2 separate regions of the Homo sapiens genome follow, and region 1 is linked to region 2. The links are chromatin loops, found by intact Hi-C in ENCODE. Cell type or tissue: mammary epithelial cell. All regions are shown on one strand. Links, peaks and the distances in the headings refer to the core of each region. The heading gives the core; the rest is flanking DNA.

What was found. Peaks named below come from ENCODE experiments on the same cell type or tissue, not always from the same donor. Only the 100,000 strongest peaks of a DNase experiment are listed, where the experiment ranks them.
Region 1: it touches region 2 in a loop (19-fold over the local background); 3 of 110 quality-filtered maps call a loop at or near these places.

What each region holds. Positions count from the first base shown.
Region 1 is chr14:99,386,997-99,393,305 of GRCh38, forward strand. No RefSeq gene overlaps it. Among named protein-coding and RNA genes, the nearest start is that of SETD3, 91 kb to the right of the region's middle. In mammary epithelial cell, for the core only: a CTCF peak has its summit at 2,419 (motif pointing right); no DNase peak of the experiment used is centred there.
Region 2 is chr14:99,883,114-99,889,422 of GRCh38, forward strand. The region is part of intron 4 of EML1 (EMAP like 1); the gene reads left to right. Among named protein-coding and RNA genes, the nearest start is that of EML1, 93 kb to the left of the region's middle. RefSeq lists enhancers at 541-1,078, 5,271-5,924, 5,925-6,309. In mammary epithelial cell, for the core only: a CTCF peak has its summit at 2,435; no DNase peak of the experiment used is centred there.

The sequences.
Region 1 (6,309 bases), core at 475-5,474, 500 kb before region 2:
GAGACTGGAAGGGCGGTGAATTAGTCTGTTCCCATGCTGCTATAAGGACATAACCGAGACTGGGTAATTATTTATAAAGGAAAGAGGTTTAATTGACTCAGTTCTGTAGGGCTAGGGAGGCCTCAGGAAACTTACAATCATGGTGGAAGGGGAAGCAAACACGTCCTTCTTCACATGGCAGCAGCAAGGAGAAGTGCCAAGCAAAAGGGGGAGAAGCCCCTTATTAAACCATCAGATCTCATGAGAACTCACTATCATGTGAACAGCACGGGGGTAACCATCCCCATGATTAAGTTACCTCCCACCAGGTCCCTCCCACGACACGTGGGGATTATGGGAACTACAATTCAAGATGAGATTTGGGTGGGAACACAGCCACACCATATCAGGCAGGCTGGAGCCAGAGGGAAGAGGAGGGGAAGATGGTATGAGGAGAGACCACCAGGAGGAAGGAGCTAGGAAAGTCGCTTCTTGCAGACTTCGGAGCAGCCCCTGTATGAATGGTGAAGGTTAAAAGGAAGGAAAATGCAAGGTCAAAGTCACCTTTTTGAACAGCTTCCTAGCTAAGGCATGACAGCCTGTTTTAACCCACGAAGGGTTCAAAGCATCAAGGGTGCTCAGGTTTAACATGGTGTGCAGCGTCTGGGGTATTTCAGGAGCCACCAATGCTGCTCTCCGTCTCTTCCTTTTCATGGTATCCCTGTGCAGGTGACATCTGTGGCACACAGCACGAGTTTCCAGGACTGGTTGCTAACACTTGTGTAAACCAAACCCCATTTCTGTCACCTGACTACAAATCTTTGGTAAAGTGATATATCCTTCTTAAAAATAAGTGACCACCCTGTGTTCCCATCCTTCCAAGCATCTGTCCACATGCATAATGTTGATGGAATTGTTAGAGTAAAGTATTATAGTCAAAGTCACCATTCTTAACAGTTTCCCAAAAATTTTAAAGACTTTTTTTTTCTTTTTAGTTCACAGCCTCAAGGCTTCTTGCTGAGCTAAGTGGCTTGAACTTTCTTTTTTTTTTTTTTGTTTTTTTTTGAGACTTAGTTTCACTTTTGTTGTCCACGCTGGAGTGCAGTGGCGCGATCTTGGCTCACCACAACCTCCACCACGGAGGTTCAAGTGATTTTTCTGCCTCAGCCTCCTGAGTAGCTGGGATTACAGGTATGTGCCACCGCACCTGGCTAATTTTGTATGTTTAGTAGAGATGGGATTTCTCCATGTTGGTCAGGCTGGTCTCAAACTCCAGACCTCAGGTCATCCACCCACCTCATCCTCCCAAAGTGTTGGGATTATAGACATGAGCCACTGCGCCCGGCTGGACTTTCTTTTTTCTTCAGCATTTTCTGGGCACCTACTATGTGCAAGGAATAGCCACAACACAGAGCCAGGCTGGACACAGCCCTGGCGATACACAGGGCCTCGAATGACACCTGCAAAAGAAAATCGGTGCAGCAAGGGCACTACACCGTGCAGCGACATGGGGCATCACCGCTGAGTTTAAACACAGAGAACTGGGCTGGACGAGAGGCCAGGGGCAGAGGAGGCAGGTGCTGGCTCCTTGTGCTTGTTGAATACATAGATGCAGCGCAAGCTTGTTTTATATATTGGTTATTTAACGTGGAGCACATCTATACGGAGAAGCCTTTATTTATGCAATAAACAGGAGCAAGAAATCCCAAATGTACCCAATGCAAACAAAGAACAACGAACCAGCTCTTGGCCGGGCATGGTAGCTCACGCCTGTAATCCCAGCACTTTGAGAGGTGGAGGCCGGCAACGTAACAAGACCCCGTCTCTACAAAAAAAAAAAAAAAAAGAAAAGAAAAAAAAGAAAGGCCGGGCGCGGTGGCTCAAGCCTGTAATCCCAGCACTTTGGAAGGCTGAGGTGGGCGGATCACGAGGTCAGGAGTTCAAGACCAGACTGGCCAACATAGTGAAACCCCTACTAAAAATACAAAAATTAGCCGGGAATGGTGGCAGGCGCCTGTAATCCCAGCTACTCAGGAGCCTGAGGCAGAGAATCACTTGAACCCAGGAGGCGGAGGTCGCAGTGAGCCAAAATTGCACCACTGCATTCCAGCCTGGGTGACAGAGCGAGACTCTCTCTCAAAAAAACAAAACAAAACCAAAAAATTAGCTGGGCATGGCGGTGCACGCCTGTAGTCCCAGCTACTCGGGAGGCTAAGGTGGGAGGTTCACTTGAGCCTGGAAGGTTGAGGCTGCAGTGAGCCAAGATCACACCACTGCACTCAGCCTGGTCAACAGAGTGAGACCCTGTCTCAAAAAACAAAAAGCCACCTCTTGTCTCAAGTGTCTGGCCGGGTCCAGGAAGGTACCTGCTCAGTGGAACGGAACCCAAGGCCTCTACTTAGAGCTCCCTGGGCGGCACCCGGCGGGCGGCACCGCCACCAGGGGGCGCGAGCGGAGCAGGGATACGGGAATTCCCAGGGGCGCTCCCCGGGGATAAAGGGAGGGCGTGTGGGTCATTTGGTTTTGACCAGGGTGGACAGGGAGGCTTGGTTTGTACTGCTGGAGTGGCAGAGGAGGGCTGTGTGGACTTTCTCTGCCATTTCCCACACATGACAGGTTCTAAAACCCCCTTCCTCACCCACACAGCTGCCCCGGCCGTCTGGGGGCTGTGCTGGCTGTGGGGTGGAGGAAGGGCGGTCCAGTGCGTCCCGACCTCCCTACCAGCGGGCTTTGGCTGCGCTGACTGTTGTTTGCCCCTCTTTAGATTCATCTGAGGGATGCTGCCTGGTGGGCGACAAACGGTTTTTAACCCAAGTTGTACTTTGTTGCAAGTTTGCAGAAATTACTTATTTTAAAATGTGCAGATTCAATAGTTGAAGCCTGAAGTCTACATAATTGAATGACTAGAATCCTGAGATGATTTAACAAGCGCATATACCCACATTATCCTACTAACTGCACACATTATTTGGGCTTAATTTTTCTATTTCCTCTGCTTGTAATCTACTTTCCTTCCAATCAGATACACAGCAATTCTATTCTTCCAGTATCAGCTGTTTTATAATCACCACCCTGACAGCAGAACTACATCCTTGTACTCATTTAATAACTATTTATCATCCTCTATCTTCCCATTTTCAAAAAGGAATAATTTAAATGCTCCAGAAATTGGAAAAAATTGAAATTTGACCTTTATTAACTGGGTTAATTGTCAAAATCTCTGCTTGTAAAAAAAAAATTAATGACCAAAAAGTGTAACTTTTAGAGTTTCGAAGGTTAGGTTAATGTCCAAGGAAGTATAAACTTTGACCTTTTTGACACATGTCATAAGTAACATCTATCCTAATAAATTGCTACCTGTGAGCAATTATAACATTTTCCCTGTATCCAATCATGCAATTTAATTGCTGCTGGAAATCCTGGCTTCCTTAGAGATAGCCTGGAGGATTATTTGAAGCCTATGGGAGTCATTTTGTTTGTTTTAGGGAGGTTTATTTTTCATTTGGATTTCTAAACATTAAAATGTTCATGAACAAAGATCCTAGCTGCTTTGGCCACAGGCAGCTGGGGCAGTCAACAAAACTTGTCACAGGAATGAAACAGAAACATAAGATTCTACACTCAGATGTGGCCCATCAATGAACACAGATCCTCCAACTGCCTTGTGAACTGCCCATTTAAGATACTGAAGTACGTGTGGCTGGCGTGATTTTTCTCGGTTACTGCTGACAGTCAACTGAACCCCAAATGGGAATAAGAGGTGGTTTTTAAAATGTCATCACTTTAAAAATAGATGTTTGCAAACCAGTACTGGGAAGCGGGACTAGTTCCGTACACCAATATCATAACAGGCTTCAGTTGCAGCAAAGGAAACAGGGACTTCACTGTCACTTATGGGTCACCCCAAAGCTATGATGCCTAGGTCCCCTCTTGTAACTGCATCACTCATTTGGGAGATCTCAGGATGTTAGAAAACTGGAAATGTAGTATCTACAAACATGAAGGTGATCCTAGCTTCCTGAGGCGAGCTTTCAAGTACTTGCATTGTTGGGGGAAAATCAGACACTCAACTTCTCTGTTGTTTGGTAACAGAAATGAACCCCTACGAGGGGAAAAAAATAAGTCAGACTAAGAACATACAGGTAATCCACAATTTTGTATAAAGTGGAGATTAAAAGTCCATCCAGCCTATTTTCCATTAAGATTAGGAAAGTGGAGCATATATTAAGAGCTAGCTTGGACACAGCTCGGCCCAGGAGGCCATCCTGTTCCTCCACAAGCTCCTCGCCGACAAGCACCCTGTGTCATTTGGCCCCAGAGCCTAGTGTGGTGCCCAGCGCATGAGATGCTCAAGTAAGTGCTGGGTGAATCAGTGGACGTCATCACTAACTCAAAGCGTTTTTGGGGAGAAAACACGGACAAGACCATTGGCTAAACATGATGGCTGGGACCCACACTTGTCGCCTGTGGAACAGGGCTTCTGCCCCCCACCAGCTGTGGGGAGAAGCCAGCGGCAGCCCACCACCTGCTTAGATCCTTGAGGGGAGGGCTTGCACCTCAGGGGTCTCAGATCTCCAGTATTCTGTGCCTCAGAGAATACTGAGTTAAGCTGGAGAGGCCGCTGTGTCCCATCCTGCCTTAGGATGCCCTTTTCACCCCTCACCCTCCTCCCGGGCATCTTCAGATCCAGCAGCGCTGAGTAAGCCCCTGAAGAAAGAGACCTCCTCTTTCGTCACCACAAAGTAAAGTTGAAAGGCAAACGTGGCTTGGCTTTTAAGACGCTCAGTACCCAGCCTGGTTAACATACGCCAAGCAGCCAGACCCTTCCCTTCAATGCTCTGCTCCGAGCCGGGAGCTTTTGTGAACGTCGGTGGCGCGTGAGTCACCAGCTCCCATGGCATCTCAACATGTGGCAAAAATGTACAAAACCAGGCTGCTCCACACTCAGTATCCACTCAGGGCTCAAGTCTTGCAAAATAACACTGTAAAGCGCTTTTATGTAAAGCACCACCTTGGTGACAGCCTGCAGTGTGTCGGGGTTTCTGTCGTAGCACCTGCTTTTTAAGAGCAGGGCTGTAAGAAGGGAAGGAGGTTATTAACCACCCTGAGTCTGATCTAGGCTGATACTCATCACGCAAGCGCAAAGCAGGAAATACAATTCCTTTTTCCTTTTTCCCCCGATACAACTTTTCAAAAACACCCATTCTGGTCCTTTGAAAATCCAAGGAGTGTTATGACTACATTTCCTGACTAATTATACTGCAGCCTTAATGGTGTCAACACTTATATTAGATAACATTAGCCCAATGCTAGTTGTTTTGACAATTGTCGATGACCAAAATAAAACAAACATTTTAATTTTTGTATGAGAAAGCAAGAACTGTTTTTCTAGACGCATTTCAGGATTCACCTGACAACATCTTCCGGTGCTAGCGTATTATTTCCTGGTGCCAGCTAGGGTTATTATTTCCAAAACTAGGCTGGTTGGGGTGGCACACAATCGTAACTGCCATCTCTTGCTGCTCAATAAGTTGTCATTTGCAGATGCATTTAGGGGAGGGTTTGTTTAGAGTTGCTTGAAAACTTAAAGCCAAGAAATTCACAGGTGCTTGCTGGATGGTAGCTCATAATGAAATATATATATGTATGTATAAAGTCAGTCACCAAATATTTTCCGTTTGAGATACGTGCCAAGTCTGGGAAAGGCACGGAGAATGTGACAGTTGGGTATGGACAGGAGGTCCACATGTTGAAGCCACGCGGCTGAGGGGAATATTTCACCACCCACAGAAACCCCCGCAACTCAGAATGTGCCTCCAGTCTGCCATTAGTCCAGATCTTGGGCTGACTGACATCGCTCAGCCAGTCACAGTGGGAACCAACCATTGGATAGCTACTGTGTCCCAGGCACTGTGCCAGATTTACATCTATTACCGCAGCAACCTCCTGGGGTTATTCCATTTTGCAGATGAGAAAACCAACACCCTGCGCATCAAGAAACTTGCGCGGGGGTCACAGATGATAGGGGAAGGTAGGGGGTCCGGATTATACTTCAGGTTCTGCAGATTTCAAAGCCCATGTTTGGGATGAGCTGCTTCTCTGGGCTAAAATTTTGTGTATGGGCTAAAGTGCAAACACTCTTCATGGACTAGACACTGAGGGGAGAATCTGCTCATTGGTTCCTTCTTGAAGAGTAAGTTTTGCATGAATGACGGGTGGAGTGTGAGGGTGGGAAGCTCTGCACACCCTGCAGAAAGAGGCACAGCCGGCAGGGGGAGCTCACCCTCACGCATCCTCCAGGTGCCTTCCTAGGACTTTAAACTGACTCTG
Region 2 (6,309 bases), core at 530-5,529:
CACCAGCTCCTCATTCCCTTTTGTGCCCTGACACGCATGCCTCTCCAACACATTGCGCACTTTTCCCCAGCACAACTTTTTTCCTTTTTTGAGGCCATTTATTTATTATACAAGTAACTTGTTTTAGAAAATCTAGGCCGGGCGTGGTGGCCCACTCCTGTAATCCTAGCACTTCAGCAGGCCGAAGCGGGTGGATCACTTGAGCCCAGGAATTCAAGACCAGCCTGGACAACATGGCAAGACCCCATCTCTACAAAAAATACAAAAATTAGCTGAGCGTGTTGGCACATACCTGTAGTCCCACCTACTTGAGAGGCTGATGTGGGAGGATTGCTCGAGCCTGGGAGGCTGAGACTACAGTGAGCTGCGATCATACCACTGTACTCCGGACTGAGCAATGGGAATGAGACCCTTCCTCAAAAAAAAAAAAAAAAAAATCTAGATGCACTAAAAAGAAGAAACAACAATCACCTGCAGTCTCACCACTCAGCGAACTCACAGCCAACAGTCATTACATTTCCACGTGGACTTTTATTTGCAGGGTGCTGTATGAGTGTAGTGTATAATTTTGACATAAATGCCATTCTTGTGCATATTTTGTGATCCCTTCTTCATTTGCTAAATGAGCATGTCTTTGTGTGAATAAATGCACTCTTGCAATGTTATTTTAGATGTGGTTCATCATGTTTCCAGCCCGAAGTACTTCAGTTGGACGTTTAAGTACCAAACAAGTTTCACTAATCCACTCAGACCAGGCCACCATCTAGAACAATGCCCAGCACACAGTAGGTGCTCAACAAGCATTAGTCGAATGAATCTTTTTGCCCTGATCACTATAACAAAAGAAGGTTAAAATGATGGGCCTTTATTGCCACAGCCAAGTGTTAATCCCAGCTCTGCTGCTTTGCTTTGTCATTGTGAACAAGTGACTTAATCTCTTTGGGGTTTTCCTCAGTAGCAGTAAAAGTGGTACCTGCCTCACAGGGTGCCTAAGATCCCATGCATAGGAGCCTCAGTGCAGAGCTGGTCTGCGGTCGGCTCGCCACAGTGGCAGCTGTGAGTGTCATGTCTGCATCCCAGACTGTTGGAGTTGAGGCCTGCACACTTGTGTCCCTCCCACTCCCCTGCTTGCAGGGCTTTTTTTCTTGGGGATGTCTTGGAATTCCCCAGCGCCTGTTTCTGTCTTTATCCCAGCCTGAAAAGCGAGGAATCAGAAATTCTGAAAATTGTTCTCACCTTGCTCTTTCAGTTTCACTGCTGTGCTGGACTTATGGAGCACCTGCTGTGTACAGAACGTAGTCCAAGGCATGGCAGGGAGTGGGAAGGAGCAGCACAGAAAGACTCATTCTCCTAACAAATGTCAGTGGCACAATGCCTGCAGGGCTGCTTTGCTTAATTCCCAAAGGACTCACAAATGGGAGAACAAGATAATCCACGGAATAGAAAAATGGTAAAGGGTCTGCACAGGCGCTCACTGAGAAGGAAATACCAGTGGCCCTTAACTCATGAATAGGCAATCAAGCCCAGACCTAATTAAAGACATGCCGATCTAAGTAAGAAGATAACATATTTAGAAAATTCTTTTTACTTTACTATAAAATAAAGCACAGATGCAGAAAACCACACAAGCAAATTCGTAGCTTAATGAATTGTTCTAAGGCAAACACCTTCTAGCACCTAGGAGGAGGAGGGGTTTTCCCCTCTCCCAAGTGACAGGTGGATGTATCTGGAACTGGGGGTGGGGGCAGGGAAGGTGACTGTTTTTGATGAACTCCAGCTCATCCTTCGAGACCCAACTCAGGATCCCCTTTTTCTGGGAGCCTCCCCTGGCTCTCTAGTCTGAGAGCAGTGCTTTTCAGATGGTGTCGTAACTGCCTGTTAACTTTATCTGTGACTCTGTAGCTCTCCTCCCTTCACCATGCTGCACACACCGCTTGCCCTCCCTTAGGCTCTGGAGGCCCAGGCCGTGCCATTCTTATTCTTTGTATCTCTAGTACTTTACACAGCACTTGGTGAACATGAGTGCTCAATAACTATTTGTTGAATGGATGGAAGGATATTGTATACGATCAGGCATCACTTAATGACAGGCACATTCTGAGAAATGCATTGTTAGGTGTTTTCTCATTGTGTGAACATCATGGAGTGTGTGTTTACAGAAACCTTCATGGTCCAGCCTGATGGTCTAGCCTGCTGCTCCTGGGCTACAGACCTGTACAGCACATGACTATAGGGAATACTGCAGGCAGTGGTAACACAGTGTTAAATATTGGTGTATCTAAACATAGAAAAGATACCATAAAAATACAGTATTATAATTTTGTGGGACCACAGACATCTATGTGGTCCATCATTGACAGAAACACCCGTGTCTAGCCCATGACTGCATTTCATTTGAAAGCCACAGCCATTCAAGAACTATGTAAACAGCACCACCTATGGGTAGACAATTTTAACACCACATTTTACACTGGAAGATGAGACTTACGCATTTTTTACTGAAAAAAATGTTTCACTCTTCAAGCCATGGGGTCATTTATGTTTTAATAAATTTCAAAATGATAAGTGCTAATATTCTTCATATTGTTTTAGTTTTGAGACTGTTAGCTGAGGAGTCTGGAAATACAAAGGTTTTTGCAGTGAAAGGAGGAGGAAGAGGGAAGCCATATTAATTAATAACATGTTGGACGCATTGTAACATATCTTATTTAATCGTGCCAATAACCTGTTCCTCACAGTGGTTGTATTCCCATTTTTAGATTAAGGAGGTTAAGCTGGTGGAGGTGAAGCCCCTCACCCAAGCCCTAGAACACGGATCCAGCTGGCCTCAAAATCTGTGCTCCTTCCACCATGTTAAGCTGGGAAGTATTGGTTGGAAATGTCTATGAAGCAGTCGCTTTTGTCCCAAATAAAGTCTCCAGCAACTTCTAAACATTTTGAATAGATGGTTCTTAAATGACCCTATTTCTAATAAAAAGCTGCTTAAGGACAATTTTTGTAGAGTCATTATTTCCATGGTGGAGTATTCTGACTTCCAGCAGGAACTTTATTTCATCACGTGAAGTCATTTTTAAAAGCAGTCATGTGGCTGAGCCCAGTGGCTCACACCTGGAATCCCAGCACTTTGGGAGGCCAAGACAGGCAGATCATTTGAGGCCAGGAGTTTGACACCAGCCTGGACAACATGGCGGAACCCTGTCTCTACAAAAAATCTAAACATTAGCCGAGTTTGGTGGCATATGCCTGTAGTCCCAGATACTTGGGAGGCTGAGGTGAGAGGATGGCTTGAGCCAGGAGGTGGAGGTTGCCGTGAGCCGAGATCACACCACTGCACTTCAGCCTGCGCGACAGAGCCAGACCCTGTCTCAAACAAAAAGAAGTCATGTTATTCCAAGAGCCAAAGTTGTTCTGGATTAATAAATTGTAGGGAAATCACATGTTTAACTTTGGAATGGACTCCTCCTCTATCAAGCCTTATTAATCACTTTCAAAAGCAAGTATCTCTGCTCAAACAGCACGTGGCTCCTATTAGTTCCACTCTGATCCTAGTTGCCCAGGACTTCTTACACATGTCACCACGTGTCGAAGACCTGCAAGATCTGGCCCCAGAGCCCCCTTTCAGGAACATGGGGTTAGGTTAGTTAATGTAGATGAAAGAGATAAGAGCAGATCCCCGCTCTGAGGCACAGTGAATATCTGTTGAGTTGCAGCCTGGACACGTCGTCCACTGGACTCTCCTCCTTATAAATGCCAGTCTATGGTGCAGCAAATAGGAGCTTTATCAGATGAGTAAAAACCAACCACTCTTAGACCATCCCTGTGCCCAAAGTCCACAGTGAACACATTCAGGGATTTGGACTTAGACATACGTGTTCACAGCTGCCTCTGCGGTGTTGACCGCACTGGTGTCTGTTGGTGTGAGCCTCCCAGCTCAGACTGCACTGCTGTCTGTTGGTTGACTGCACTGCTGTCTGTTGGTGTGAGTTTTTCCTTGGGGCAGATGTCTAGTGTTCTCCTGCCATCTCCCCATACAGCTGCTGGTCTGGTGAAGATTCAAATGTACCTCATCCTCCGTTGAGTCTCCACGACTGCTTATATCTTATATCAGCTCTCGAACCATTCAGCTCAAGGGAGCATACAGCCGAGCTCTTTCAGCAAATCTCCTTCTTATAAGCAATAAGAACTGTGCTGGAGTTCGTCTTGGAGATATTGGCCACAACTTAACACCAGAATAGCCAAGCGCTGAGAGTTTGTTCACCGGGGGGGCAAATCCTTTCTCTCCTCCAGGCTTAGTTCTGTCATGGGCTTCAGGGGCAGGTGCAGGACATCTTGATTGACTCCACACTGGGCAAGGGATGAATGGAGCCTCATTCTGCAGCTGGTGCTCCTTCACCCTTCCTAGGACAGGACTGGGCATTCTCCCCCGCACCCCGCCACCGCCATGGAGCCACACCCCAGCTGCTGAGGGGATGTTAAGTCACCCACTTAATTTTTTCCACCGAGCTCACATCAAGAAATGGGGAATCAGAGATGAATTACGTAACACCTTGAGAAGCGATCATCTCCCACTCCAAGTGAATTCACCGCCCAAGCATGTTTCAAAATAGTGCTGGGTCTGAAGGACCCACTCTCAATTTGAGTGGCTGTGCGTTCTGGAGAGATGCACTTTCTGCATACAGCTCCCGTCAACAGACTTTGTTGAGAGGCCACGGTGGCTTCAATGTTCTCTTCTGGTTATCACTGCACATCTGTGTGTTTGCCTTTCTATCAGTTGTTCAGAAGATTTGTCATCATTTTGTGGGCTTATATGCCAAGATTTGCATGCAAGAGTGAAATTACCTCCTCCCAGGCTTGCCTTTTAGAAAAGGTGGTGGTGCATTGGCAGGAGTAATGGGTTCTAAACAAATAAGCTGGGTTTTTTTCAATAAAAACTCAACTTTCTAAAATAATAAAATGTAGCAGTAGTATATTTTCTAAATACAGCATACCACAAAGTGATACATTGTTTAGAGCATGATTTAAAGAAATGTAAGCATTTTAGTACCACCTGATACCTCCTCTCTCAATGACCTTAGTTGTTAACATTCCTGCTACCTAATCTGTTAATAGAAATCTTTCATTCTTCCTCTTACAGTTCTTCAGTGTCGAAGGTCCACGAGCTTCCCTGTATGAAGCGTTCAGATTCCCTTGCGGATTTTCTCTTTGCAGGAAGAACATAGTTCATAATTGCTTTTTTCTGTCTCTAGGGCAAGTTCTGAATTTCTCATTTCTGTGTTCATAGCTTTTGCATCATTCTACTTTTGTGATCAAAGTCATGATAAAAAAATAGTTTTCTTATCTTTTGATTCCATACCTGGCTTCCCTTTGATTATGTTTCTGTAATTAGATTTGCCTCGTAGTCTTTTGTCAGCTTTCCTTCTGTCCTCACCTCCTTCTGCCTGTAAATTTAATCATATATGTGAAATTTGGAGTTAAGATTTCTTCTGCTTCTGCTTAGCACACAGAAAATGACAAGAATGTCACTTCCACCCTAAAAATGAGAACAATTCAGGTATCTACAGTATCATAGCTATTTTAAGGCCACCATGGAGCTGAGGACAGAAAGTAGTATAATGAACTGAAGTGTTACTGAAAAGTGGCAAGCCCATCTGAGGAGGGACAGGCCCCACGGCTGCTTTTGTCTCTGGCAGAGTGGCGGGGAGAAAAGGGGAGCCCTCTTAGATGGGAGTAGGAAATCACCTGGAGGTGTAGAATTGGGAAAGGCTGAGTGTGGACTGGCAGGAGAGTTCAGAGTCCTCAGGGGCTCTGGGCACACGAGAACCCTCCCCCCGCTCAGACGCACTCCGCTTTTCCCCAGACTTCCGTGAGTGTGCATGGTGGATTGGGAGCCGGACAGGCGGCTGAGAGAGACCCACGGAGGCAGAGGCATGCCAGGAGGAAAGCCGAGAGACGTTCTCCACGCTCAGGGCCTGGAACTAAGTGCCAGGCAGCAGCTGGCCACCCCCGAAGGAAGGATGAGGAAAGCTGAGAGAGAGCCCTTTGAGGGGTGGGTGTGTAGTGAGGTCTGGGGACCTGGAGGATGGAGAGAAACTCCATCTGCACACCAAGCCCCACACCAGGTTCTTGGCAGCAGCTGTGTGTGCCCCGGGGAGAGGCAGGATTGCTGAGAGCCGACCCCACCACCACCCACCAGGCACAGATCCTTGGGGCCTGCTGAAGGCTGAAGACGGAGAACCAAGAGGAATTCCACAGGAGCTCCAGGCCTCACACCAGGGCAGCCGCTGTCTATTGTCCAAGGCCCTGGGAATA